Regions from separate parts of the Mus musculus genome. Here regions 1 and 3 are each linked to region 2. Evidence: chromatin loops called from intact Hi-C (ENCODE). Cell type or tissue: left cerebral cortex. All regions are shown on one strand.

What was found. A loop is a pair of places that touch in the nucleus more often than their neighbours do. Peaks named below come from ENCODE experiments on the same cell type or tissue, not always from the same donor. Only the 100,000 strongest peaks of a DNase experiment are listed, where the experiment ranks them.
Region 1: a loop joins it to region 2, with 6 times the contacts of the local background. A loop is called at or near these places in 7 of 42 quality-filtered maps.
Region 3: a loop joins it to region 2, with 3 times the contacts of the local background. A loop is called at or near these places in 7 of 42 quality-filtered maps.

Annotation. Positions count from the first base shown.
Region 1 is chr6:141,485,048-141,493,047 of GRCm38, forward strand. It overlaps Pde3a (phosphodiesterase 3A, cGMP inhibited), which reads left to right. Exons shown (of 16, transcript NM_018779.2): 11 at 2,449-2,562; 12 at 2,712-2,911; 13 at 3,752-3,955; 14 at 5,063-5,218; 15 at 7,085-7,343. Among named protein-coding and RNA genes, the nearest start is that of Slco1c1, 35 kb to the right of the region's middle. In left cerebral cortex, CTCF peaks have their summits at 2,381 (motif pointing right) and 3,751; DNase peaks (open chromatin) are centred at 2,378 and 3,770; H3K4me3 peaks cover 299 bases.
Region 2 is chr6:142,339,169-142,347,168 of GRCm38, forward strand. Pyroxd1 (pyridine nucleotide-disulphide oxidoreductase domain 1) reads left to right here and starts at 6,529. Exons shown (of 12, transcript NM_183165.3): 1 at 6,529-6,639. The coding sequence starts at 6,565. In left cerebral cortex, CTCF peaks have their summits at 4,598 (motif pointing left) and 6,792; DNase peaks (open chromatin) are centred at 4,591 and 6,548; H3K4me3 peaks cover 1,484 bases; H3K27ac peaks cover 1,015 bases.
Region 3 is chr6:141,496,307-141,504,306 of GRCm38, forward strand. Pde3a (phosphodiesterase 3A, cGMP inhibited) reads left to right here. Exons shown (of 16, transcript NM_018779.2): 16 at 2,346-8,000. The coding sequence ends at 2,587. Among named protein-coding and RNA genes, the nearest start is that of Slco1c1, 24 kb to the right of the region's middle. In left cerebral cortex, a CTCF peak has its summit at 3,397 (motif pointing right); DNase peaks (open chromatin) are centred at 3,399, 4,818 and 5,012; H3K27ac peaks cover 429 bases.

The sequences.
Region 1 (8,000 bases), 850 kb before region 2:
CTCAGGATGCGTGGGAAGGGGTCAGAACTTCAAGGTCATCCTGGGCAGATAATGAGTTTAAAACAAGCTTGAATGATGTATAGAGAGACCCTGTCTTAAAAGCAGAAACAAACCAAAACAGCAAAAAAAAGTAAAGCTAAAATTTAAAAACGCTTATACTTGGACACAAATAACTGGCAAGTATCTCGGAAGACATGAACATGCTGGCTTTGAGAGCTTGGTGATTTAAAATAGTCCCACTGAATAACCACAGGAAAATGCATTAGCACGTAGTGTGGCGGGAATGGAGAAGGAAGAATGCAGGCTGACACCGAGAAGTGCTGAGAATTACAGGCAAAGCATGGATGGGTGTGATAGACCAATCAGCTCGGGAAGAGGTGCTTGCTGATACTAGGTCCTTTGGGAAAGGCTGGCCGCTGAGGTCATGGAAGTTGGAAGAGAGAGATGAAAAGGGGGTTGATGGTGGGAGCAGGGGGGGAGGGAGGATCTGGCAATAAGCCTAGCTTCCTTTGTGACTTTCCCAGGGCTCAGTCTGGTCAGGTGCCAGCAAGTGACATAAATGTTAGTGATCTCACAAGGGGTAAGGAGTTACATAAATAAACATCTTCAGAAAGGAAGCCACAGGAAAACTAAAGGACAATTACATCCAGGCAGGATTTCCAAATTATTGTTTTATTTCCAAAGGTATTTTTTATTTTCAATTGGCGGGTCTTATTGAATTTACCTGGAAGCCACACTGCGTACAAACACTGTGATGTGTGGTCATGCCGCTTTGCTATGGCCTAGAATAGTGTGTTCTCTGTAGTGTTTCATGAGGCCGTGGGGAAGCCTGGGCTAGTATTCAAGTATAAATAGAAACTCCCCAAATTCAGTTTCTTACTTTATGTTTTGATTTCCCATTTTTAGATGAGTGACGTATTTATTTTTGTAAACTATTGATTTGTCCACTTCAAGTGAAAATAATTTATTATGATAATGATGTTCATAGGGCAAGCAAGCTGGCTCAGTGGATAAGGATGCTCTCATCAGAGCTCAGGACATATTTGAGCCCCCTTAGCCACATGGTAGAAGGAGAGAACTGACTCCCACTAGTTGTCCTCTGACTTCCAGGGTGTGCTTGTGTGTATGGGCATATGCACACACATACAATAAGTAAATGTTAAAACAAACAAACCTGCTTGTAGCATTTGAGGTCCTTTGTATTTCCATAAAGGAATTTATTTACGTCTTGAGGGGATCTTTAGCTTGTGTGGTACGGCTTTAAAATAATAATAATGTCTTCTATGTGTTGAAGTTAGACACTTAGACTAATGTGAGTAAGCTAATAAAGGCTATGCTTGCCATCGCTTTAATTTCAAATACAAACATCCATTGCTCAAATTATTTTAGCACTTACTCGACCCAAGACTTATGTCTGATGGGTTCCTATCAAGGAATCCACAGTTAATATTAAAAGGTTGTGGAAGGGATGTGAAAATGGAATCAGATGAGCAAGAGAGTCTATTCACATCATAGTAGTGAAACCTTTAGTCAGAGTCCACCTGTAATACCATTCAGGGCGAAGGAAAGCATGGAACTTAACTGTCATCTGGGTAGTCTGAGTTAGTTCATCTAGATGCAGCTATAAAAAAGGAAAGGATTATGGAAGAAACTTCATGAAGCAGAAGTTGGTATAACAATTTACATAGACAACTCACTAGAAGTATATACATATATACACACATATATAATATATTGTCATATTACACACACACACACACACACACACACACACACACACATGATTGCTTGATGAGGTTAGGTTGATGGAGTCCTGCTGATTTCTAATGGTAGGGGAGGATACACAGTGTTTGGTGATGTGACTGGTCCCTTCAGCGGAGCATCTTTGCTGATAAGGAAGATGGCATTTGTTAGAGATGGTATTTCAGGTCTTTGAGACTATTGGTCTAACTGCTCTACTATGATTTACTTTCTCTCTCTCTATTTCTTTCTCTCTATTTCTCTCTCTCTATTTCTCTCTCTATTTCTCTCTCTCTATTTCTCTCTCTCTTTCTCTCTTTCTCTCTCTCTCTCTCTCTCTCTCTCTCTCTCTCTCTCTCTCTCTCTCTCTCTCTCTCTCTCTCTCTCTCTCTCTCTCTCTCCCCACTGCATATTTTTTTCTATAAACACTAGGCAGTGAGGTTCCTGTATGTAGAGGCTTCTGGAAGAACCAGACACTGGCTTTTCCATTTTGGATATCAACATGCACAATAAGTGCCAAGATGTGGTTTCTTGTCACTGTAGAAATGATGTGGAATTTCCAAAAGTCCCTGTCCTAGAAAATCTGGCAGGCCTTCCCTGAAGTGTTGAAGTGTGAGGATAGAATATGTATCCAGTAGATGGCAGTCTTTGTCCTTGGACCTCAGAGTTCACAAGCTGATGTGTGCTTGCTCCTTCCCATCATTACAGATCATAACAGAATCCATGCCACCGATGTTCTACACGCTGTGTGGTATCTCACAACACAGCCGATTCCTGGCCTCCCAAGTGTGATTGGTGATCACGGCTCAGCAAGCGACTCCGGTGTGTATGAACTCTGCCCATGCTTCTTACCAAAGCCAGGAACGCCAATTGTGTGTTGTATTTGTGGTTTGCATGTTGTATTTTCAAGTCAGGTAATCCCAGCTTCACAGTTTTAAAGAATGCCTTTCACTTTCACTTCCTCTCCTCAGATTCTGACAGTGGATTTACACACGGACACATGGGATATGTGTTTTCAAAAATGTATCACGTGCCAGATGACAAATATGGATGCCTGTCTGGGAATATTCCAGCCCTAGAGTTGATGGCTCTGTACGTTGCTGCAGCCATGCATGACTACGATCACCCAGGGAGGACAAATGCCTTCCTGGTTGCCACTAGTGCCCCTCAGGTAAAGGCTTAGATTTTCGTGAGGAGATAATAATTTAGGTTCTACATTTTTTGGAATAACATTAATTTCACAAATATGATGTATAGACACCAAACTGTACCTAGTCATCAGAATTTTTAGAGGCCTTGTTAATTTCCAAAGATGTCATGGTTTGTGCCAAGACAATCATGATAGATATTTAACCTCATTATGTACAAAGGTCTTTTCTCAGTTGCCTTCGTAGAGGAGAATCACGACAAATGACTAACAGTGAATATCCCCATCAAAGCAAAGATATCTTACTCACATCCTCTTCTGAAAAAAACTAGAGAGCTATGTTTTCCTTCATCTGTTAAGAGTATGAGGAGACTTTTTGCATGTAAAACTTATTCTTTCAAAATAGTTTCATGGCATGCATATTCATTGGAAGGAATTTATTATCCATTTATCTCATACATTAGGGTGATTTTTTTTTCACCTAAACAAGGTTTTCCTATAAAGAAAATAATTTCCTTTAAAGAAAATAATTATATATATACATAATATACACAATATACATAAATATATAATTAACATATAATTATATAATATATAATATAAAACATCTTGTAATTAAGTTTTATATGTATAATATAAAACTTACATACAATATAAATATAAGGTATATAAATAAAATTTGCAAAAAAAGTTTAAAGGGGAGAAACTTATATGCTGGAAAATAAAAATGCATCAATAATTAAGATAATAAAATTGTCCATAGCCCACATAAAAATGTTTAATTTAAAGCCTTCCATAGCCTTTTGTGATTCCTTTTTAACTTAAAAAGTTGGACCCTCCTGTCCTGCCTCTTTTCCCCGCTAGGCGGTGCTATACAACGACCGTTCTGTTCTGGAGAACCATCACGCCGCTGCAGCCTGGAATCTCTTCATGTCCCGGCCAGAGTATAACTTCTTAGTTAACCTGGACCACGTGGAATTCAAGCACTTCCGCTTCCTAGTCATTGAAGCGATTTTGGCTACTGACCTGAAGAAACACTTTGACTTTGTAGCCAAATTTAACGCCAAGGTAACCAGGTCTCTATCTATGTTCATTTTGTGGCTTCATTAAAAGGTGTCTGAGAATCAAAATATTGATCAAAACCCGATTTCCATGAGATTTCTATGAGAAAGAAATGGTTGGGATATTTATCCTCATGCTAGCAGATAGCCATCGCTCTGAGGCTAGATGCCGAAGAAGTTGAGGTCTTGGCTGTCTGTGTTAGGCTTTGTTCTATAAACTACCAGCTCTCACTGCTCTTTGTTTGATGTATTCTTTCCACAGTGTATGAGGTGAGTTACCCAACAGTGGTAGAGATGAAAGAAATCATGAGGTAAAATGTCATGCCTCAAACATAAAAGTCTAAGTATTCATTCAAGAAAGTTTCTTACTTGGTCCTGGGGAGAAGCGTCAGACAGGAGAGTGTTGGCTTTGCCAGCATGAAGACCTAAGTTTGACCCTGTGAACCCACATTTAAAAAATAAAAATAAAAAACTGAGCACAGTAGTACTCATGTATATTATATATTATATGAGTGCCTCAGCTCTGAGGAGATAGACAGAGGCTCTCAGAGTCTCACCAGACAGTAGCCTCATCAGAGATAGCTTGTCTCAAAACACGAGGGAGTGGCTCCTGAGGAAGCCTCTGGCCTACATACATGCACATGTACACACATGCACACACCACACATGCACACAGACAACACACATGCATACATACATACATATATACACACATGCACAATACACATCCACACACATGCACACATACACACACATGCACACATACACATATGCACACATATAAGCACACAAAGACACATACATACATATAGGCATACATATATGCACACACATATATACACACATGCACGCTAACACACATGAGCAAGTATATTTTTATATACACATACAAAACAAAACTTTTAAACAAGATTTCTTATAAGTTCAGTAAGTAATAATGACTTTAATTTCGAATGAGTTGCATTACTTTTCTTGATATTAGATCTAGTATCCAAAATTCTCATGTTTGATGTTTTGATTCCCACACAGTAAGAAAATAATGAAATTCCGTTGTCCTTTCTCATGTTTAACTGGGATGTGGAAACAGAAAATGTTGTTTCTGTGCCTCAAACAGGTAAACGATGATGTCGGGATAGATTGGACCAATGAAAACGACCGTCTCCTGGTGTGTCAGATGTGTATAAAGCTGGCTGACATCAACGGGCCTGCTAAATGCAAAGAACTCCACCTGCGGTGGACAGAGGGCATCGCCAGCGAGTTTTATGAGCAGGTAACTTGCAGAGCTGCATTATCTATCACAAGATGTGTCCTTGCTGTGTACAAGCTCAACAAAGCTTCTCTCAAGCCATGCCACATAATCAATCCACATTCTATATATACTTGCACCAGATAAACACAGGACAGTTTCAGCAGGAATTTAAAAATGATATGTGTGAAAATGGACTGAACTATTGAGCGTTGAGGTAGAACTATCTGAAGGCATTTTTCAGAGCGATGCTAGTATAACAGAGGGATCTAATGATATAATGATATAACAGAGGGATCTTATGATATGTTACCAATGCCTGTTAAATGCTGAGCTTCTACAGGTTCATTTATTGCAGTGAAAGCATCTTCAGATGTTCAGATGTGTATAAGGAAACATGCCAATGACTGCTTTTTCTTATTAGAGCAATATGACAGCAGTGCACGACAAAGGGGCAGGTGTGTGTGTGCATTCACACATGTGTAGATGTACATTCACAAACACACAGACTCTTTATTTGACTCAAGAACATAAGCACTAAGAGACCCTTTGCAAAGCCACTTCATGCTGGTGAGCATGGATGACCAGCCCCATGGAAGCCTACATTGTCCTAATTATATTTTTAGTCTGAACCACGTTCCTAAGTAAAACATGGAAGTAAATGGGTACGGATAACAGAGAGGTATTAGTGACATAGGGAATGTGAAAAGTGAAGATGTTTACCTGGGGAGAAATATAGATGACATAGGACTGTGATCAGATGTTAAAAAGCACACATACAACTTTAAAAATAGGTTTGCCAGAACATTGCTGTGGAGGTTGGGCAGGGAAAGCCTCTCAAGTACTTAACACAGAGCTGATCGATAAGAAATGCTCAGTTCTTCTCGAGTGATCTAAAGACCACAGGTGTTAGTTGACGTGGTGGCCCAAGCTTAGAATCCCAGCGAGGGAGGCTGAGACGGGAACTGCTGAGGCGGGAGTATGAGGTCAGATCTCAGAAGAAAGGGCAGGGGTGTCCCTAACAAGTCTGTCCAAGTTACTGAAGACAGAGTTCAGGCCAATGGCAGAGAATAAAACTTGTTAGTGTTCAAGATGCCCCACCAGAATGGTGCACTTTATAATCAATGGTACTTACACGAGGGGGGGGGGATTAGAGTAAACTTTTAAGGTTTATGTAGTCAACATTCATATGCAAAATAAAATATTTATGCCTTTAAAAATAGTATATTGCCTATTTTAGTAATGATATTATTGATTAATGCTAAAATGTTAAAATGCAGAAAAATATAAAAGAATGAGAAAATTCACAAACCCTGGCTTATAATTTTATAAATCCTCTTAAATTTTGTAGGTAACCTTTTATTTATTTCCTGTTACTTTTATTCTCATAAATATTTGGCAGTTAAAGACAAAGATTTCTACATAAAATTAAAACCATATAATTACTGGAAGGTATATGTCAAACAAAATCTAGAATAATATAGCAACTTGAATTGAGCAAGAAAATGGTTTATGCTTTCTGCAGTTGAGACAAACGGCAAACATCACAGGGATGTGGCTCAGCCGGTGGCATGCTTATCTAGTGTACAGGAAGGCTTCAGTTCAAACCATAGCACTGGTGAAGTTGTGGTGCACATCTGTAGTCTCACTGCATGTACACGTGAACGTGAACCAAAAATTCAAGACTGCACAGTCAACAAAACCAAGGAGCAAAGTCTTGCTCTGGGCGTCTTAGCCATCAGGGCAGTGCCTCTGACCAGTGATGTCGAGGGGCTTGTATGTGACTATCTGGGTTACAGCGTACTCACGTGTCGGGATGCCAGGAGAATGTTGACTTGCCTCACATTATGCTCCTCTGTCACTTACCTTTGTGAATCTCTCTATTTCTAGGGCGATGAAGAAGCCAGCCTCGGCTTGCCCATAAGTCCCTTTATGGACCGCTCTGCCCCGCAGCTGGCCAATCTTCAGGAATCCTTTATCTCACACATCGTGGGTCCTCTCTGCCACTCCTATGACTCTGCGGGACTCATGCCAGGAAAATGGGTAGATGACAGTGATGATTCCGGAGACACCGATGACCCGGAAGAAGAGGAGGAAGAGGCTGAAACACCACACGAGGACGAAGCCTGTGAAAGCAGTATAGCTCCCCGTAAGCTTTGAAACCAATCTGATGAGATTTTTGCAGGGCTGGTTTCCTGCCGTAGAGTTAGAGAAATGTGACGTACCCTTCTCATAAATGACATCCTTTCAGTCCAGCTGCCCTTTGCCAGCTTAGGCACTGCAAAGCTACCTTCTCTGGTATCATGATGGAGACAGCAGGAGATGCGATTTATGACATCCAGATAGCATGCATACAGATGCTTCCACCAGGAAATAGAGTGGACAACTAGCTTCAGAATTTCTTAATGATGTAGAATCTGGGTTACCATATGGATCAATCGTTGGCTTTTTTTCGTGGCCATTGGGGATGGTAAGAGATAAGAAGAATTTAGTGTTTTACTCAACAACTGCTCACTGCACACATCCTCAGTGCCTGGGCTTTCTTCCTGGTAGACATGTGGGGTAAGAAGTAAGTCCATCCTTGTCCTTTTCAGTGTACATTCTAGTGGAGCAGCAGATACACAGCAGATACACAGCAGATACACAGCAGATGATACACAGCAGATACACAGCAGATACACAGCAGGACAAAGCAGGACAGCCACAATATTCTAGGTAGTGATGGATACCATGGATTTATTTTGTTTGGAGATGGGTTCTTTGTTGGTTTGTCTTATTTTTGAGGAGATATAAAATATTGCAGAGG
Region 2 (8,000 bases):
GTTCTTCTGTGGTGAGGAATAGTGATCATGTTTGAGGGGAACAAAAGCTGGGTAATGGAAGCTGGCCAGCTATTAGGAAATCCCCAGAATTCCCTCTGACGTGGGAACTTGAACCTAGTTTCCCCCTATGATTGAAATGGAGTCTCAGAACAAAACAGCAATTTTTAGGGCAAGTTTCTTTTGCTTGTTTCCCAACAAGACACAGACTATAAAAGTCATACATGAAAGATTTTAAAGGGTGAAATGGCTTCTTTCTGCTGAGGCAGTGTTAGCCCTAGAATGGCACATTAGTGAACTGCCAGCCCATGGGCCAAGGTTGACTCACAATCTGTGTTTGTGTCTCTTGTAGATGAAGGACAATTCTTATGTCTTTAAATGACATTTAATGACATGCAAGACTAGTACTTAGTACTCAGGGGTCCAGAGAAAGCACATGAAATACACAGATCTTCGTCTCTGGAAGATAAATAGATTAAGTGGATGGGGACCTCATGTCCTTTGTCTCAGTAGGTTTTCTTTCTCTCATACATCCAACGTTGGTGCAGAAACCAGGAACCCAAAAGCACCATTAGTCACAGGCAAAACCAAAACATAACAAAAGCATCTTTGTTCTTTGTAACTAGAGAAGCAGGAAAGAGGCAACCTGGACAGGCAGGAAATACCAGAGAAATGATGCTGATGACTGCTGTCAGCAAAGGTGGAGTAAAGATTCCCAGCCTTGCACCACCCCCAAATGTTCTTGTGATGGCCTCACAAAAGGAAAACTAGAAGTCAGAACTATTTACCTTGCCTGCCACCAACCATGCCTCCTGCCACAGGAGAAGCAAAATGTCCATGCAACACAGCAATAATGCACTGTTTCCATAGGCAAGCCAGTGGAAGCCTTTATCCTCCAGTGATACTATAGCAACTCCCATTGAAGGGACCACCTGGGAACAGCATCTTCTCCCAGCAATAAGGAAGAGGCTCAACCCATCACAGTACTACCAAGGAAGCCTCAGGTGAGACTGTCTCCATCCTCTTGGATGTAAATGGCAGCCATCCACTCCTATGCTGGAGGATCAGCAGAGAAAGCCACCTCAAACAGATGTGATGATCAGTACGTGCCAAAACCAAGATCTCCAAATGATCAAGAGAAGTGAAGGGGGACAATTCCGAAAGACTGTTGGATTGCCTGATTCTATTTCTGTAATATTGAGTGACAAAATTACAAAAATACAAAACAGACTAGCACTCATGAGAGTATGGAAGTGTGTGTGTGTGTGTGTGTGTGTGTGTGTGTGTGTGTGTGTGTGTGTGTGTGTGTGTGTAGACATCACTATGAATAAGAAAAGAGGAATCTATGTGAGGGAAAACATTCAGTGCCTTGTGTGTACAGGTGTGAGCACTCTGCCCATTATACTGTACTGTAGCTTTCAAAATACTTCCTGCAAGAAAAAGTAGGTAGAGGGAGTGTGGATATTTAGAGAAAGCCAGGTTAGGGAAAGAGGATATAGCCAGTTGGTATAGTATTCGTACAAAGCCCTCATCCCCAGGAGTAATTTTTTTAAGGTGTTAGGGGTCATGCTTGTAACACAACACTTTCAGAGGTAGAAGAGAAGAATCAGAAGCCAATCTCAGCCATGGCTACATAGCAATTTCCAGGATAGCCTGGTCAAAAAGAAGGACAGACAGACAGACAGACAGACAGACAGATGAAGGGAGAGAGGGACGGGAGAGAGAGAGAGAGAGAGAGAGAGAGAGGAAGAAAAGGAGGAGGAGGAAGAAGAAGAAAAGAGAAAAGAGCCGAGTAGTGGTGGAGCATGCCTTTAATCCTAGCACTTGGGAGGCAGAGGCAGGCAGATTTCTGAGTTTGTGGCCAGCCTGGTCTACAGAGTTCCAGGACAGCCAGGGCTATACAGAGAAACCCTGTCTCAAAAAAAAAAACAAAAAAAACAAAACAAAACAAAACAAAAACAAAAAACAAAAAAAGGAAGAAAGGAGAAAAAGAAAGAAATTAAAATGCTAATCTATTTGGGTTTTGAGATGGGTCTTGCCCTAGAACTGAAGAATTCATTCCTCTATCTTGAGGCCTAAGATTCCTACCTCACCTTTCCTCAGGCTGAGACTACAAGCATGAGTTATAAAATTCATATTTCAGCATCTACAAATGGCTGTACTGGAGCATAGCTGCCCTAATCCATTTACTTCCCACCCGTGACTGTCCTCACATTTCCGTGACACAATCAGCAATGACTCACCAGAGCGGACTACATAACACACAATAATCTCTTGGCCTTTATTTAAAACAAACAATCAAAAAAACCAAATAAACATTGCTGACCTATACAAATCAGACCAACAGTAAATCCCAGAAAAATTCATGAGCACATATGTGCATACATACATACATTTAGACATATACAAAAAAAAGAAGGAAAAAGAGAAAGAAGATAAAATGAAATGTGATTCACCTTTTTGTCATTAAATGATGTTTCTCTCCAGAAGACATGTTTTCCATCTGAAATAAGCAGTTGCAAAACTGACCCATGGGGCTGAGAGACGGCACAGCAATGAGAACAGAGATTTGGTTCCCACCACCCACATCAGGTGACTCACAACAAGCTCCAGGGGACATGACATCCTCCTGTGGCTTCCGCAAGCACTGCACACACATGCTGCACATATGGGCATGCATACATATAAATAAAAGTTATTAAGTTTTTAAGAATTACAAATTTTAAGAATACCTATAATCCCAGCACTTAGTCGGTGGAGGCTGGGGGATTAGCCTCCATGCCCTACACCTAAGATGAGTTTAGTAGTAGAAACTTAGAAGTTGTCTGACAAGTCCAGCATGGCGTTGGTAAGGGTGGAATGACATGGTTGCTGGCTATGGAACGGGGCCAACAAGGCATAGGCATCCACGAGTGTCCATGGCTTCTTTGTATAATAATGTACATATTTTCGCATTCATCCTTCAAGGTATGTCCTCCCTGTCAGCATTAATGACTCTGAGATAATCAGAGGTGGCCTGAGTCTAGAGGCGAAAGTGTGACTAATGCCTCAGCAAAATGATAGACTGCTAGAACCTTCAGGACAGCATGAGTTCAAATATATATTCAAATCTATATATATATTTTTTTTCTCAACTATGTAAAATGTAAGGGTGCAATATGAATTATATTGGGGGATTCACAAATCTAAAGGAACAAAAGCAGTTTTGCTGTCAGCCACCTTGTCAGAAAGATATTAAGGAAGAATATGAAAAGATTTAGGGAGTGGTGATAGCAGGAGATCCCACCCACCTAAGATTTTGTTTATGCTTACAAGGGCAGGCAGTTTCCTGAGTTTAGGGCTGGGGACATGGCAATGTTAGGTCTAGGTGTGGTAGAAATAGTAATTTCAGGGTGGGTTCCCACCTAACCAGTCTATTGTCTGTGCTTATAAGAGGTGGGCAGAATTCCTTTGCAATGTTAAAAAAAAAAAAAAGTATGTGTTCTTGCTGTCCCCTAAGAATCAAAGGGCTGGGGTCATGAGAGGCTGATTCATAGGACAATCAAAGGGGGACCTGGTGTAAATGACTGGATTGTTGTGTAAAATAAAAGACTGGGCTTGTGATCTGCAAGAGATGAGCTATCCAGATAATTTTTTAGAATAGCAAGAAAGAACTGCTTGGAGAATTGTCTTGATCAGCTAAAGAAGTCAGGACAAAAACTCAAGTAGGGCAGGAATGTGGAGGCAGGAGCTGATGCAGAGGTCATGGAGGGGTGCTGCTTACTGGCTTGCTCTTCATGGCTTACTCAGCCTGCTTTCTTACAAAACCCAGCACTGTCAGCCAGAGAATAGCAACATCTACAAGGGGTGGAAGGCATGGAACACCAACTAAGAAAATGCCCTACAGGCTTAGCTACAGCCCAATCTTAGGAAGGCATTGCCTTCTCTTTTTTTTTCTGTCCATAATTTATTTTTTGATTCACCTTACATCCCAGTTACAGCCCCTTCCCTCCTCTCTTCCCAGTGCTGCCCTTACAAGTCTCCCCACCCCAGTTACCCAACCACCTTCTCCTTAGGGAGGGGTACGCTTCCCCTGGGTACCACTAAGCACCTCCTCTCCCACTGAGGCCCATTCAGGCAGTCCAGGTAGGGGAAGGGGATCCAATGCAAGGCAATGGAATCAGAGACAGCCTATGCACACATATACATCTATATTCTTGGATGCATTTTTATGTTAAAATTTACCAACCCAATATTGGTCGCCTATATCATACTTTCTATTTTGTTTTTTATAGATTTATAGATTTTATTAATTTTTGGTTAGCATAAAAATAATACAAAAAATGGTATATTATTACATGTTATTATATGTTTTGTTCTCATTTATTCCTCTCAACACATATTTTTCTAACTAAAATACTTTTATTTTTTAATATTTATTCATTTTTAGGGGTATGTATTAAACAACTGAGCATGTGTACTTCTTAAGAAAACTAACAAAGATCTGGAGAGATAGCTCAGTAGGTTTGGAACACTAGCTGTTCTTCCAGAGCATCCAGAACCCACATGGCAGCTCAGAATCATCTCCAATTTCAGGCAAGCAAATGCCCTCTTCTGGCCTCTGCTGGTACTGCATGCACATGATATTAATAATTTTATATATATGCAAAACATCCATACACATAAGATAATACAAATTGAGGGATTTTCTTTAGCAGCATACCAATATACTTTTTTTTTTGGTTTTTCGAAACGATTTCTCTGTGTAGCCCTGGCTGTCCTGGAAGACCTGTCTGTAGACCAGCCTGGCCTTGAACTCAGAAATCTGCCTGCCTCTTTATCCCAAGTGCTAGGATTAAAGGCGTGTGCCACCACTGCCCAGCTACAAGTATGCTTTTATTTTTACAAAGACTGTTTTTATATTTTGCATATGAGTGTTTTGCCTGAATGCATGCCTGTGTGTCATGTGTGTGCGGTGCCTATGAAGATCATATATATATATAAATATATATATATATATATATATATATATATATATTTAAGATACTAGGTAGGTGATAGATAGATGATATATATGTGTCATTTAAATATGTCATATATTTAAAATACTTTTTTGCTGTTTCGCTTTAAAGTCCAAAAGGCCTACTTATTCTTTTTATTCTTGACCATCCCTTCACTGTTTTGTTATTGTTTTTTTTTTATGTTCTAAAGTAAAACAGCAAATGGTGAATGGATACAGTTTGAATATTAGTTAATATTTCTATTTATGTTGATGAGTAACATGTCCAACAGAAGTTCTAACTATGATAAACAAATGAATCAGGTGTGTTTACATGTGGGTATTACAAATAGAACTATTTTACTGAGATCACCAACCACTGAAGTCACCAGAAATAGTAGCTGGGGTCGTGTCAAGGAGCTTACGACTTTGGTGTAGTTGGGATGAAGTAAAGCAGGGTAGGTTTAAACTCATAAGATGTTTTTGGGCTACATAGAGGCAACTCCTTTCTCCATTTTACAGTTATTAAAGTTATTGATGAGGAGCGGCAGCTTATTGAGGGAAAGGAGTTGCAAAAAGCTGACGTTGTGTGTGCTAAGAAAAGAAAGAAAGCAGCGGTGTCATTCAAAGCTGAGGAGCAAATGGTCTCCTGTAAAACGATGAAGCAGTGTATATCTATAATGAGATATAGAGTCCCTGTTACCCAGATTGGCCATCCTCAGAGTTTAAAGAATTAAAGAGGCATCAATAAATACCAGTGTTAGACAGAGACGATTAAAAAAGGCCTTAATATTAAAATCAAACCGCCAAGCGAGACAATCCACAAGGGCACAAAGATTAACAGCAAGGTAAGAGAGGATACTGCAGAGGAAAGAGGTGAAAACAACTCAGCCATTTCTGAACGCCATTCCTCAGGCAAATGAACACTAGGAAACTATAACTGTTAAGAAATGCTATGTTTTTGCACCTGTACATTTTTACTGAGCTCAGAATTGGAAGTTAGAGGCTAACTTCTTCAACTATTCAACAGTATTTGATTGTCATAAAGATGTCATAAAGAATGAGTTTTCAAAGGCCGGGCATGGTGGCGCACGCCTTTAATCCCAGGACTCGGGAGGCAGAGGCAGGCGGATTTCTGAGTTCGAGGCCAGCCTGGTCTACAAAGTGAGTTCCAGGACAGCCAGGGCTATACAGAGAAACCCTGTCTCGCAAAAAACAAAAACAAAAACAAAAAGAATGAGTTTTCACAATATCCCATTGCTATGTGAAGGGCAGCAATCGAGACTATTCCAGAGGATTCGAGTTCTTCCCCTACAGAATAAGAAGAGGCTCGCATGAAAGTCCCCTAAGGCAGGGGCAACCAGAGTTCAAGATGTGGGCGTGGTAACAGCCGGAAAGTCTGCCTCCAGATTTTCAAACGCAAAACACGTGGGAAATACTCATACGGACTAAGTGTGAGCTTCCGGGCACCCGTAGTCCAATGTCAATGGCCCGAGCGCCGGAAGTGATTTGTGGGCAGCGTCTCTTCCGGGTAGAAAATAGCTGGAACTTTCACCAGTGTTCAGTCTGCCGCCAGCCCCCGGGGAACTATGGAGGCCCCGCGACCGGCAGGGACATTCGTGGTGGTAGGAGGTGGCATCGCTGGCGTCACGTGTGCCGAGCAGGTTCGTGGGCGCGTGCTCCGCCCCTTCTGGACCCTGTTGTCGTGGTTACGGGAGATTGCGGCGGGCGGCACCGCTTCGCGGGTCGCTCTTCCGGCTTTTCCCCACGCCCACTCGGCGGCGCCGCTGGTGGGGAGGCTGCGCAGAGCCCCGTTGTAGCGTTTGGGGCCAGGAGTAGACAGTGCCTAATTAGCTAGGAATCCAAAATCGAACCAGACTCCGGGTGGAATAGTGTGCCAGTGGGCAGGAGACCTTGGCGTTTGGACAGAAAATTCTCCCACTTTTCAGATTTCCTTCACACATGAAATTTAGTTTCTTGATAAGTGCCACGACGTTAATAAATAATTTCAACGTTACCTTGAACTCCAAAGATAAAATTTCATGTCTAGCAGAAGTTTGGGGCAAAGGACTACAGATGAGGAAATTCTAATCATGATAAACAAATGAATCAGATGTGTTTACATGTGCGTATTACAGAAAAGAACTATTTTGTTGCGATCACCAACCGCTGAAGTCACCAGAAATAGTAGCAGGAAGTGTTTTTTGAGTTGTTAAACTTGGGTGGTGCAGCTCCTGTTTATCCATCAAAGAGTTCATATTCCAAGTCACGTCATCACTGTGTTACCTTAATCTTAGGAGTTACTGGTAGGAGTGAATTAAGGTAAGGGGTAATTAACTTCTCTTAATGTGTAAAGATTACCAAATAGAGAAGAAAAACATACTCCACAGTGTAGCCTTCATGGGAAGAAAGCATGACTTAAATTGCAAGCAGAGAAGCTGATAAGAGACAGAAGCAAGGAAGACTGCCAGAGTTCAGACCACATAGGTTGATACGACTTGCTGTGTTTAATGAAAGTCTGCAAATAGATGGTTTCGAGTTAGGGGTGAAAGCTTTGTAAATTTGATTAGCTACAGTGTGTGTGTTAAGGGCAAATGGTCGACAGCTGTGTGAAGCAGGAAGCTAACCTGTAGATAGTTCTCAGGAGTATTAAGTTTTGAGAACTTGATCCAACAAGAAATGTACAAGATAGATTACAGAATATGAAGAGGAAACAAAGGCAGAGAGTGGTCAGATATAGGACATTCAAATAGGTTGAGTCACAGGACTGTTGTATGGCCTGAGGGCGTGGGGTTGAGGGTGCTGAGCTTCGTGGGACATGAGCAGGGACATGGGACAGGCAGTGGAACAGAATCCAAGATGAGCAAACGACCACCCCCCTCCGGAGTGTAGGGAAAAGGTAGAAATCGTGAAACTGCTGCATGTTAAGTCTTTGTGTTTTGTTAAGCTAAGGTTCAAATGGCTCTGTCTTCCCTGAGTATGTACTAGTCAGAGAGGGAGTGTGAGGGCCATGGGAAGAGTGATG
Region 3 (8,000 bases), 840 kb before region 2:
AAAACTGGCGTAGAGAGCTTGGCCAGGAAAATAATTTTCCTTTACTTTTAAAAGTAAAGTATGCTCGTGTACTTTCTTTACTGAGGTAGGATATTGTGTTACTTTTCTCCCTGCCCCCATTCCTTCAAAAAGTGCTTAACAAAAATCAACTCAAGGACACCAACCTGCCAGCTTCCTCCTTTTTATTCAGTCTGGGACCCCCACCCACAGGATGGCACCATCCACAGTTAGGAGGGATTTTTCCTACCTGGAAGCTCCCTCACTGACACGCCCAGAGCTTTGCCCTTTCTGCTGATCCTAGGTCATGTCAAGTTAGCAATATTAGCCATGACGTATTTAAGTGATTGTTGTTGTTGTTTTGAGGAAGTAGCTTGTTGTCAGAGTTATTGCCTGTGCTCTGGCAGCAAGCCAGGCTAGGCCACCTTTATCAAATAAACCAATTAAAAGAACCAAATTAGGACTAGGATAGCCTAGCACATAAAAGTTCCCTACATAAGACTGATCCCAGAATCCAATATGTGAAAAGATGGTGGTGGTGAGGCTTAGCATTTATAATCTCAGCACAGAAACTAAGAAATGGGTGGTTGAGAACAGAAAATCGCCTAGAAGCTCCTGGCCTGCTAGGGCCGCACTCCTCCCTCCCTCCTTCCCTCCCTCCTTCCCTCCCTCCTTCCCTCCCTTCCTGGTAATGGAGAATGGGCCGCAACTTCTTCCTTCCTTGCATCTTTTCATGCTCTTTTCTTTCCTTAAGGCCATTTAACATTAGATTTCTAACAGCATTTTAGGAGTAAAGAATTATAGATCTAATGTGAACATTGGATATATGGTCACATCACCATTTTTCTCTCTATGATCACCTTGCAAAGGGATGGTCCCCAGGCTAGAACATTTATCTATATTATCTATATTGCAAAGGATCAGAGAACTGATTTCCAATCAGAGGCTTTCTAAAGTGAAAGTTCTGAGAGGAGGGAGACCAGGATCTGGAGGTAGGAGTTAGGGTGCGTCCCTGCGCTTACAATTCAGTCAAGCTAAGAGCAATAGTATCTTGGTTACATTTTTATTGCTGTTATAAAATACTCTGACCAAAATGACTCAGGGAGAAACGCTATTTTATCTCACAATTCCAGGTTACATCTCATCATTGTGAGAAAGTCACAGTGTCAAGATCTATAGAGAGCTGGTCACATTGCATCCAGAGCCAGGAACTAGAGAACAATGAGTCACTGCTTGCATGCTACTGCTCCACTCACTGTCTCCTCTCATATGCATTCTAAGACCCCTACCTAGGGAATAGTGCCACCCATAGTGGGTGAGGCGTCCCACCCCACCCACCGCTGCAGAAATGCCCAAAGGCCAATCTTGCAGGTGATTCAAGGTTCTTTGAAGTTGAAAATTCCCACTAACCATACTGCTGACTGTCACACATGCTACTTCTTCCCAAAAACAGCATCCTTCCTCAGTTTCTGTCTCCTGCATGTACGAAGTGTGAGCACCTTGAAAGAAAACTCTGAGGCTAATTGATCTTTGTTTAAAGTACATAAAACCATGAAAGTGCTTGCCAATTGGCCAATATTGATTGATGAATTTACCTCATGAACAAATGATAACTATAGTAAAAAAAAAAAGAATTTAAATTCTGTCTTATCACTCTGTGCCTATGTTACTGTCTCCCAGCATTTATTGAATTTAATATTTTTGTTTCTATGTGGTTCAAAAATAATTCAAAATAATTCAATCGAATTCTTCTTTTCTGCAATTTTAACAATAGATCTTATTCTTTTGTGCAAGGAATTTCTGAGTCCTCTTATCATAAAACTGGCTAAATACTCACTAGCCCTTCTACAAAGGTGTCTGTATGTGGGCCTCAAAAGATCTAGCACACTTGGCACATTCCATGGCCATTAGCAAGCTCCAAGTTCAATGGGGATGGAGGTGGAAAGTGACAGAAAAAGGCTTGTATTGTGGAGGTTCATGATATAAGGGTTAGCATTCTGAACACTGAAAGGCTTGTGATGCAAACCTCTGGTCTCTCTACAGGCACATATAGGTGTACTTATACTCCACACACCCCAAATAGTCTTAACAAAAAAAAATGCAAGTAGAACCTAGTATGGATATTACTAAATATGAAATATTATTAACATGTATCCCTCGGTAATAGCTTATTGTCATGTTCCTTCTTTCCCCCATTCTTGAAAACTGCACTAAAGCAACTGAGATAGGCAAACAGAAAGACAGACAGATAGATGTCTCTTTGACATTTAATTTCTATTTATAATATGAAAAACAATAACCTTCATATAGGTAGCTCACAAGTAGGTCTGATGATTTATATTTTTCAGGAAAGAAAAGTTTCAAAAGAAGGAGAATCTACTGCCAAATAACTCAGCACCTTCTGCAGAACCACATGATGTGGAAGAAAGTGATTGAAGAGGAACAGTGTTTATCAGGCACAGAGAACCAGTCCCTGGACCAGGTCCCTCTGCAGCATCCCTCAGAGCAGATCCAGGCTATCAAGGAGGAAGAGGAAGAGAAGGGGAAGCCAAGAGCAGAGGAGACCCTGGCTCCACAGCCAGACCTGTGACCATGGGTAGAGCGAGCTGTGTTTGCAGACAGAATGACTCGTCTCAGACATTTTCTAAGCCAGCACACTTAGACACAACACTGTAGATTACCAGAAGATTGGCAAATGGCTTAAGTGTTTGGGGGAATTCTTCACATTTTGTGTGTTTATTTTTACAGTGAGGGACAGCGCTGAAGACTCTAGCTCAAAGAAGCTTTTTTCACTTTGCGACACCAGCGTCTAAAGATTGTTTTATAAGAAAGAAATTATATGTGTGTGTATAAATTCCCACATAGGCTCATGTAAGACTCGTATTCACGCATGCACACATGCACACTGTGAGCTAGGATGCCTGACTCCACAAGGTAGTAACAGTCATATTAAGATATGTAGAGGTCACTGTGACATAGAAAGTCATAAAGGACAAGAACTCATGAGGAACTGTGCAGCTTAGAGAGGAAACAGGCTCCAGACTGAGCACCTTTTGTTCTCCCTGCCGAGGGGTGAGCATTTCAGAACATGGTTGGAATTCTAATGCATACTGCCAACTGTGTGTGTTGTGTGTGTGTGAGAGAGAGAGAGAGAGAGACAGACAGACAGACAGAGGGGTTGGTCTTGTACATGTGTGCATGAGAAAAGGGAGATGTTTATGACTTTGACTTTAGTTATTCCTAGAATAGCTGTAGCAGGTGATGAAGTCCATGTGAACACACAGAGGGAAATCCTTTCTGCAGTGTCTTTGAATGAATGGCAGCCCCCCTTTTAGCTTCTAAGAAGGTTCCTTAGTAGAGGGAGGGCTTATCTGGGTCATATGATTGGTACCACTGCTACCTGCCACTTGGGGGCACTCTACCACCAGCCTCACACTCAGAAGACTAAGGCTTTCTGGTCTACCCTGGCTTAATGAATGTATAAGGGGTACATGTCACTCACTCATCTAGGATCAATTAGCATGGAAGGGGATGGTGTTCTTTACTGGTGGATACCCAAGAGGAGCTAGAGGGGGCTCTCCATCAGGTAAGAGTTCTAACAGGGCACTGGAAAAGTCTTGTTAAAGTATCTATAGCAATGATACCCTATGTCTTCGCAATTTGATGCAAGTTATGTTGTAATAAAGAAGAAAGTCAACAAACTCACCGTAGGTGCTGAGACAAAGGGATGAAGGCAAAATGTCAACTTAGGGTTTGGAAGTTGGCCTGGGGAAAACTACTCCTTGGCAACTGTTGAAGATTGTTAGCTCTGACCTCCCTGTTGTGGTCTTCCATACACTGTGTGAAAGCATAGCATGGTTTTGCAGCCTGGTCCATGGTCATGCCCCTTTTTGAAAGGAAGATGGGTGGGATGTTATTCTTTAAGGATAGACTATTGGAAGCTATTTGTGTTATTTTGTTTGTTTTCTACACTTGTTTATGCTGTGAGCCAAACCTCTATTTAAAAGTTGATACTCACTTTCAATATTTTATTGGATATTATTACATATGTCATGACTAGTTACCATGATGTAAATATAAAGAAGTTTTTGTTGTTGTTGTTGTTTCTGTAGATAGAAAACTTTTTTTAAAGAAAAAAAGGGGAAAGGGAAACATTTTATAGTTATATTTTAATCACCGTTTTTATACATTGTAGCTTTCTCCAAGCACAGTAGTTAGGTGCGGGTTTATTGTGGAGTTTGAGAGCCACCAGCCATCTGCCTACTCTAATTTGATTCATGATCTGATACAGTTGATTGCTGTTAAATTAAGGCATTGAAAAGATAGCATCTTTTGCTAACTCAATTAATTTGAAGTCTTTCCCTGTCTGATGAAAGCCTTTCTTAAGCAAATTGTTAGTATTTCTCCTAAACTCTGTTGCTTGTAGATTCTGGTCCAGTGCTGTGTTCACAGACTCCTAGTCATAGCCTCTGAGACCTGTGCATAAATTTCTACCTTTTCACATCCTTGATTATTTACATTAAAAATCCCTTTGTCTCCCATACATGGATTATGTATCCTTCCCTTCAAAAAGCAACATTTTCTTGTATTTCACAGCATTTTTTCCCCTAATAGACAAAAATGAAATGAAAAATCAAGTATTTCAGGGTAGATTTTTTTTTTTCTAGTTCAGAGGACAATGCAAGGAGGATTGGAAGGATTCGGGCCTCACCCAGACAATTAGAATGTGTTTCTATGCATTTCTGAGATAGTGCCAGGGCTTCGGCAGTTAGCAGATTCTGAATATTTTTTCTTTTTTTATGGTGGCCATATGTCTCTGTTGGTAAATCTACTCCGAAGCAAGAATCCTTCTTCAGTGAAGGCAAATAAATGTAACTCTTGCCCTGCAATAGGAATGATAGACAGAGCACTTACATTCATCTACCCTTCACTCAGTAGCTCATCCACGTGTTCAAGTGGACACATGTCTGCAACATAAATATGAGTCGTCAAACAAGCTAGGCATGGAGTGAGGGGATTGGCCTATCCATTGTGAGTGTTTATATTGGAAGTCTGAACAAAGCTGCAGAGTCTGAGTAGGAGTCAGGCTGGTTACATCATGAGGATCTCAGCAAACTGCCTAGATTTTCTTGTTTTAAAGTACACGAAGTAACAGGATAATGAGCAGAGCATTAGAATCTATCTGTTCTAGAATTGTGCTCATTCATCCAGGCAGATTGATTTTTTTTTCCTCAAAAAACAAGTTGTTGTTGTTCTCAACCCAAAAGGCAACAAACTGAATGGAAGGGTGGAAACCCACCAAGTGTGTGACCTAAAGAGCCACCTAATAATTCTCGAAGCGTATCAAATGACATCAAAAGTATTTTCCATGAATGATGTTGTCCACCTTCTTGGTGACAGCAATATTACTGTATTCACCTCCAACTTCAGAGTTAACTTCCTGTGGTGCCAATGTGTTTGATGTGACTTACTACAGTTTTATATGAGCCTATACAGGTGCCATTTGATAAACTCAGGTCTCCCAGTGGAGGGGTCTCTACCCACTTAGGGAAAAGATAGTTTTATAGATAGCCATAATGTGTCAGTGGTAGGAGAAATTGGGAACCAGCTGCTCTCTGTGGAGTAAAAGCCTAAGTGTGTTCTGCATGTTATCCATGGTATTTTCAACATAATAATGGAATGTCTTTATGGTGACCGAAGCCAGCTGACCTTTTGAGTAGCATTTCCTTAGTAGAGAGAACCCTTTTTCCTGTTTTACTTAACTGTAAGAAAAAAAAAAAGTACTCGTTTATGTAAGACCTGGTTTTGTTCTCAGTAGGACATGCACTCAGTAGTTAGTATATTGTCATTTCCTGGCATTAAGAGAATTGCCTCCTGTTTGAAAAAGCATCTGCCTTCCTCTATCGTTGCACCCTGTTCTGTTTGGGTTTTACTCCAGAACAAGCATTACACATTGCAGTCCCAGGAAAGCTGAGGAGAAGGAAGTGAATGAATGCCCTGCAGACTCTTTGGTAGCTGTAGATATTTGCAATTTCCCTGTGTCCTCTGGCCTTTCTTTCCCAGAGAACTTTCTTGAAGGTAAAAGCTGTGCAAAAGGCATGAGACTCAGGCCTACTCTTTGTTTGTTAAATGATGGAAAAGTATAAATTATTTTCTAAGTAATAAAAATATGAAAATTATCATTGTAAATAAAGTCTAAAGCTTGAAATGACTTCTTTATAGAAGTGGAGTGTTTGTGTGGTGAACAACTCCTGGCCAATAGGAAAAGAAGAATCTGGAATTTCTGTCTGTTCTGCTTGAGGACACACTCTTGGTGCCTCCTTGAGGCGGGCACCTCCATTGATCTTCCTTAGGGTCTTGGAAGCATAAAGAGAGGCTTCTTAGCCTTCTCTCTAATCCTGAATCTCATTGGATGCCTCCCTTGGTTTTTGTGTCATTAGCAATTTAATTGCCTTTACAATTGTCTGAAGGCTACTGCAACAGAGTTCTATGGCCTTCCACAGACTAAATCAATATTCTACTCTTTAGGTGTGTCCCAGATAACTAAATGACACAATAACCATGTGCTTTGAAACTGAAGTCATTTTCTTGCATCATCTTGCCCCCTGAACAATGAAATATTACACGATCCTTGTTCTAGGTCACTCATTTCTTCATGAATTTGTAAAGGGAAATTATGAATTTTCTGATAGCAACATGTTTAAAAATCTATCCAAACATATTAAAACTGAAGATCGATAAAACAGTTCACCATTTCAAGTAGAAGAGACTTCAGAATTAAATTCATCTTAGAATGTCTAATTAAGCTGAAATCCATCAATTTGGGGTCCTGGACCCCAAATTTATGTCATGTTAATTCATCCTCCAGTAAATGCCCCAGTATTCATTGAAAAATAAATTAGAAGTGGATTAAGTTGTTAGCCCTGACTAAACTAAACCATACACTTCAGTCTAGATGGTTTATTGTGCTTTTGGTGAGTATTTTTATGCCTCCAATGAGGGAACCATAATTAGAGAATAAAAACATACTAGTAGTATACATTATACAAGGTGGATATCAATAAACTATGTTGCTACCTTATGCTTTGCATGGGCTAAAATGTTCTTATTTCCTATACTACCTAATACTGCTTTTTGCCTTACCTAGTAATTGGCTTTATGATCATCTAGTAAATTAACCCTAACAACTGATTTGATGTTGTGACTAAGATATTTGACCTTCTCTGTGTGGATACTTTAAATATGTCTGCAGATGCAAAAATGTAGTTGGTGGGACCTAATCTGCTACTTCAAAGCATAATGTTGATCCTTGAGTTTTTAACCTAGGAAAGACCATAAGTACATAGACTGTGTGTTTTTGTGCTGGGCTGAAGACTCTAAACTTATCTCACATTTCTTAGCATCATGTTCTGGCATCTTAGGTGTATGCCTCCCCCTCAAACTGGTGTGGAACACAGAGGGAAAAGCACCCTTCCTCTAATAGATAAATGTTCACTGGGGCCGTGTGTAACCCAGACTCGTTGGTTTGCATTAAGAAGCGGCTCTTTAATCATCAAAGCTAACAAGAAGTAATGTTAAGTCTTGTGTGTTGTTACTGACAGAAGTATTTCAATTTGATTTAAATTCTTGAATCACCCACCATTCTCTTGCATTTTGGGGGATAGGGATTAAAATTAACCCCAAAAAGCACTGCTTCTTGGTATCACAATTACCATAGTCTGGTAGGATTTAATGTTTTTCTAGTGCTCTTGAGGGGAAAATGATTTTTTTTTTTTTGGTTTTTCGAGACAGGGTCTCTCTGTATAGTCCTGGCTGTCCTGGAACTCATTTTGTAGACCAAGTTGGCCTCGAACTCAGAAATCCACCTGCCTCTGCCTCCCGAGTGCTGGGATTAAAGGTGTGCACCACCACCCCCCGGTGGAAAATGATTTATAAGGGAATCAGTAAGTGTACATTTAATAAAGTACATGAAGAATTTAAGTGTCCTCAGGGCAGCTCACGTA